Linked DNA regions of Homo sapiens: region 2 is linked to region 1. A link is a contact called in ENCODE Hi-C data. All regions are on one chromosome and are shown on one strand. Each heading gives the region's core, a stretch centred on a gene start or an enhancer-like site at or near the end of the contact. The rest is flanking DNA. Distances are from core to core; before and after follow the strand shown. Region 1 holds the start of OSER1 (oxidative stress responsive serine rich 1). Region 2 holds the start of DPM1 (dolichyl-phosphate mannosyltransferase subunit 1, catalytic).

Evidence for each region. A loop is a pair of places that touch in the nucleus more often than their neighbours do. Pooled maps may share reads with other maps.
Region 2: a loop to region 1 is called in a pooled map, with 17 times the contacts of the local background. The contact joins the promoter of DPM1 here to the promoter of OSER1 in region 1. A Hi-C loop is called at or near these places in 4 of 50 pooled maps.

The regions. Positions count from the first base shown.
Region 1 is chr20:44,209,495-44,212,194 of GRCh38, forward strand. It overlaps OSER1 (oxidative stress responsive serine rich 1), which reads right to left and starts at 1,277. Exons shown (of 4, transcript NM_016470.8): 1 at 1,202-1,277. It overlaps OSER1-DT (OSER1 divergent transcript), which reads left to right and starts at 1,466. Exons shown (of 3, transcript NR_038339.2): 1 at 1,466-1,583. RefSeq lists an enhancer at 687-1,306 and silencers at 966-1,035, 1,231-1,679.
Region 2 is chr20:50,957,082-50,959,781 of GRCh38, forward strand. It overlaps DPM1 (dolichyl-phosphate mannosyltransferase subunit 1, catalytic), which reads right to left and starts at 1,451. Exons shown (of 9, transcript NM_003859.3): 1 at 1,282-1,451. The coding sequence starts at 1,442. MOCS3 (molybdenum cofactor synthesis 3) reads left to right here and starts at 1,737. Exons shown (of 1, transcript NM_014484.5): 1 at 1,737-2,700. The coding sequence starts at 1,762. RefSeq lists enhancers at 1,208-1,697, 1,910-2,520.

The sequences.
Region 1 (2,700 bases), core at 27-2,526:
GCCTTTCTTCATTAATATTAAATTTGTGGGAGACAGTCTTGGCGTTTTCACTGCAGTGAACTCGTGAAGTTGAACAATCTCCAAAGAGATGAAACTTTAAAAAGCCTATTCGAAGTTAAAGTCAAATCACACCAGGCAATTTAACTTTGCCTCGGATTTTCCACAACCTTACAAAAATTACAAAGTTCTTCTAAGTTCCTCCATCAAAAGGCCAAATTCCTGGTTTTTTCTTTCAACAAAATGGATGCGTCACAATCTTATTTACATCTTGCCGTTTTAACCAAGACCTCCTTGAATCCCAAGCCTAGGTCTACACTTCCAGGCCCCTGAGAAGACCTAAGAACGATCAAGAAGGGATGCGCGGGTAAGCGTTGTCATCACAACATTAAAGATTTCGAAACTCCCAGACCACCAGAAAGCGTAGAGTATGGGGAAGAAAACCAAACCCAGCAACTCTAAGAGGCAAACTAGACCGGGAGGAAACAATCGGCCCCCAGGACAAAAAGCACATTCACACCTCTCCGTGCAACCCACTCATCCCTTTATACTCGCAGCGCTGCAGCCAAAGCACAAAGTTCTTTCTTTTCACCCAGAGTCTGTGCCTGTCGCGGTTAAACATGAACGGAGGAAAATTCCTAGTCAGAACCCAGAGGGGTAGGACGGGGCTTGGAGTGTGGGGACAACGCCAAGCAGGGAGCTGTCCAGGGGCACTGCCCGCCCGGGGTCTCCAGCTGTGAAGTTGCGCTCCTCGGGAGATTCCTGGGGTCAGAACGAGAGGCTGGAGTCGGAGCGAGGCACAAGGGATGCGGGAGAAGAAAGGAGTGGGGCCGAAGAGGTAGCCAAAGAGAATGGGGCTCCGAGGCGAGAGAGAAAGGACTGGAAGGGGCAAAGGGCGGCCAAGGAGGGCGAAAAGGGGAAGCTGCCGCTGGGCGGGAGACGGCGGAGGAGCGAGACGGGGCGGGGGACCGCGGGAGGACGGGAAGGCGGGAAGGGGAGAGAGCGTGGAGCTCGGAGCTCCAGCAGGCACAGGCCGCGGCAGATAAGGGGGCGCGGAGAGGCCCAGGCCCGGCCCAGGCAGGAGGCGTCGGGAGACGACGCGACCCAAGGCGGGCGGGCCCGGGGAAAACCGCCCGCGGCCAGACCGGCAGTGGAAGCTGAGACGCAGTGCTGCGGCCCCTCCCCGTCACGTCAGGGCACTTACCTCCTCGCAGCTGGGACGCTCCGGTGATGCGGGGCAGTCAGTTCAGAGCGTCTCTCCCAAATCTCGGCACCCGACTGACCCGGATCCAAACCAGCCAAGGGGGCGGCCCGCGCCTCGGGAGTCGCGTTGCGCCTGCGCACTCCGGCATGCACCCCTCCCCCTGCTTATGCTCCTCCCACCCCAGTGACTCGGCAGCGCGGCAGCCGACGACTGCGCAGACGCAGGGCGGCGGCCGCGCCTCTCCAACGCCCCGCACCCGCCCCCCTCAGAAGCACGTGCGCCTTACGTAATTTCCTGTTATTCTTCGGTTTGCCTCCTCCCAGTGGCGTGGATTTGCTCCCGACCCGCTTTTGGGGCGTGCCTGCTTCCTCCTCTCTGTTAGGTGAGTGAGTAGGCGTCATTCTTCACAGTAGTCCTCTGCCTCCACCGCCCCGGGATCTCCTTGCGCTCGGTCCTCTACGTGGAGTCACCTATGCAGAGGAATTCCACGGGGCGGGGGCGAGGACAGGGTGCGGGGGTCTTTATGGCAGACAATCCCCGGCTGAGCGCTTGGCCAGAGTTTCTGTGATGCTAGAATCTGGACTGCCTGCGACCTCTCCGGGACTCGGACACCAGCCCTCGCCTCCTGGTGATCTTTTAGGTCCTGCAGAGAAGTGAAGAGGTATTGGACGTGGCCAGGGTCAATAGTGTGAAGCCAGAATTAGAATTGAATTGAAATGCCTTCGGTTTTGATATCTCTGCTGTTTGTCTTGAGGCAACTGCTTTTCCTCCTTTGGGCCTCTCAGTTTTCCATCTAGTAAGTGAGGAAGTTGAACCTTATCGGTGAATCTCGTGTTTTCAGGCGTAGACTCCTTTGAGAATCTGGTGAGAACTGTAGATCCTCTTGCCAAAGAAATGCACCTACACACCAAATTTTGCAAAAAGATTTAGGCAGTTCACCAAAGGAGATGAATTTTAGGATTCTTTACATTTTTCTGATTCTGAATGTTGCTCAGATGGTAGGCGGGAAAAGGTGATCTGTGCAACAGCTGCCACCCGCTCCATCACCAGGACTGGTTCTGCTGATCTAGCTGTGCCTCTCCTCGCCTGCCAATCTCCAGCTCCACGTCTGCACTGCTCAAAGCTTCGTGAGAACAGATGATTTTGCGCAATTGAGTTGGATGGCGTTGATTGTGGCCCACCCCTAGAGTGAGGGTTTTTCCCTGAACCAAAACTGGCCCCATCCACCGTCATTCCCCAATACCTTAGTTGTAGTCAACTAGATAGGCTGCCGAAGATGGTTTAACTGTGTCCAGCTTAACTACAGCCAGGCTTTGGAATGCCTGGCCTATGTCTGTAAATGAAATCTAACAATTTATTGTATAACGTTGTTAAACATGAAGCATGATGTTGGCCCTGGATAAAACATTTTAAATTCTCGTCGTTCATACCAGAGGCTCAGTAACTGACCGGTTGAAAGAAAACTGTTCATTGTAACCTAATGATGCTAGTTAGATAGC
Region 2 (2,700 bases), core at 201-2,700, 6.7 Mb after region 1:
TTTCTTTAATTTAGAGCTTATAGAAATCAAAATTAAAAGATTAAACAGGAAAAATAAAAATTTTAAAACTCTGAGGGGCAAGGCATATGAAGGCAGTTATTCAAGGAAATACAATCAAAACAGCAATGGTTTTCACAAATGAGTACTTCCAACAATGTTAAGTCTAATGCTCAGGCGGGCTGGTTGATAGGGAAACAGGCACTCTGAAGAATGGAGAGTCCAAACTTGTACAACCTTTTTTTTCTTTAGAGCAATTTGGCAGTAACTGTCCATTTTAAGCACATTTCTGTCGACCCAGCAATCCTACCTCGAAGAATTTATCCCTAGTACACAAGTAAAAGTATGAACGCGTCTGCTGCCAACACTGATGCAATAAAGGAGCACCGCTATGTGTCAAGCACTTTTCTAAATTTAGCTGGAAAATATGGTGTGAACAAAGTCCTTGTTCTCATCGACAAAGCAAAAGCCAAAAAACAGAAACAACCAAAAGGCGCTGGAAATAATCCAGTTCATTGCCATGACCTGATTAAATAAATAACACAGCCATATGGAATGTTACCTAACTTCCAAAGTAATTTGCTATGTTTGTACATGTTAATATGAGAAAAAGTCTTCAAAGATTTCACAGCATGATCCCATTTGTGCAATCGTAAAACAAGTTACTTCGTACTGACTCCAGGATTTTTTGCAGTTTTTAAAAACACTGCATTAACACTTCCAAATTCGAACTCCACCCACCCCCCATCCCGGTTCTAACAATCACACCAAACATCCACCAGTGATCAGCGAAGATGCTCTTCTGCTTTCTCCTTTCCAGAAAGGTTATCGTGCCCAGCAATAGCTCCCTAACCCACACACACCAAACCTCATGCTTATGTAAGCACTCGGCACCGGAGCGGAGAGTGAGAGCTCTCGCTTGGACTCCCGGCTCTTGCCGCAGATCCTGACCGCCTAGAGGGAGGAGTGGGATCACGCTTTCAGCCTCGCTTCCAAGTAAAAGAGTGGCCAACCTTTCTACGGAAAGGCGGGGGACGGGAGTACTACATAATAAAGATAAATGAGAGTCTCACAAAACCCAAGGGCAGGAATGAGAACCCAGGACACGAAGAAAACCCAACAAGCATCCGCCTCTGCTTCCCTCGCAGGGTGGCCCTCTCCCCGGGCCTTCCTGTGTGAGGCAAAGAAGGCTGGACAGGGCCGCTTCGCGCAGCCAGCTGCCGACACCCGGGCCGGGGAAGCCAGCTCATCTCATTCTTCGGGGAGGGAGACCTGGTGCGCTACCTCTCGGAGAAGCTTTTCACCAGCAGCCACACGATGAGCGGCAGGTTCTCGCGCTCGTTGTAGGTAGGTAAAAGCACCGAATATTTGTTCTGTCGTGGACTGCGCACTTCCAGCTCCCGCCGAGACCTGCGAGGACTACGACTGACTTCCAAGGAGGCCATGGCGGAACTGAGCCAGATGCCGGAAGCGGAATTACGTAATGTGGCGCGGAAAAGGACGGGTCGGACCGTACCAAATTCGGAAGCGGGGGATGACCTGTGTGATTGATCGCTAGTTCTTCTAGGGCCATTGCGTGGTTCAATTAGAAATATTCTGGATTTATACATCTTTGAAGTTTAATCTGAAGGTTTCTTCAGGAAGTAAATATCTATTCATCACCTTTTCCCAAGCTCCATAAAGTTTTTTAGTTTATCCCAGTCGCTAGGAGACAGAAGACGGAAGCGGAAATGCCTTTCACGACAACTTCCGGAAGAGGTCGCCATGGCTTCCCGGGAGGAGGTACTCGCCTTACAAGCTGAAGTTGCCCAACGTGAGGAGGAATTGAATTCGCTGAAGCAGAAGCTGGCGTCGGCTCTTTTGGCTGAGCAGGAACCGCAGCCAGAACGGCTGGTTCCGGTGTCGCCGCTGCCGCCGAAGGCCGCTCTGTCCCGAGATGAGATTCTGCGCTATAGCCGGCAGCTAGTGCTGCCCGAGCTGGGCGTGCACGGACAGCTGCGCCTGGGGACCGCGTGCGTGCTAATCGTGGGCTGCGGTGGGCTCGGCTGTCCACTAGCGCAGTACTTGGCAGCGGCCGGCGTGGGCCGCCTTGGCCTTGTGGACTATGACGTGGTAGAGATGAGCAACCTGGCCCGCCAAGTGCTGCATGGCGAGGCACTGGCTGGCCAGGCCAAGGCCTTTTCGGCCGCCGCCTCGCTGCGCCGCCTCAATTCGGCAGTGGAATGCGTGCCGTACACTCAGGCCCTTACGCCAGCCACTGCCCTAGACCTGGTCCGCCGATATGATGTGGTGGCTGACTGCTCGGACAACGTGCCCACTCGCTACCTGGTTAATGACGCATGTGTGCTGGCGGGTCGGCCCCTCGTGTCTGCCAGTGCCTTGCGCTTCGAGGGCCAAATCACAGTCTACCATTATGACGGTGGCCCTTGCTATCGCTGCATATTCCCCCAACCACCCCCAGCGGAGACAGTGACCAACTGCGCGGACGGCGGGGTGCTCGGTGTCGTTACCGGGGTCCTGGGCTGCCTGCAGGCCTTGGAAGTGCTGAAAATCGCTGCGGGTCTGGGCCCCTCTTACAGTGGCAGCTTGTTGCTCTTTGATGCCCTGAGAGGGCATTTCCGCTCTATTCGGCTGCGGAGCCGCAGGCTCGACTGTGCAGCTTGCGGGGAACGGCCCACTGTGACTGATCTGCTGGACTATGAA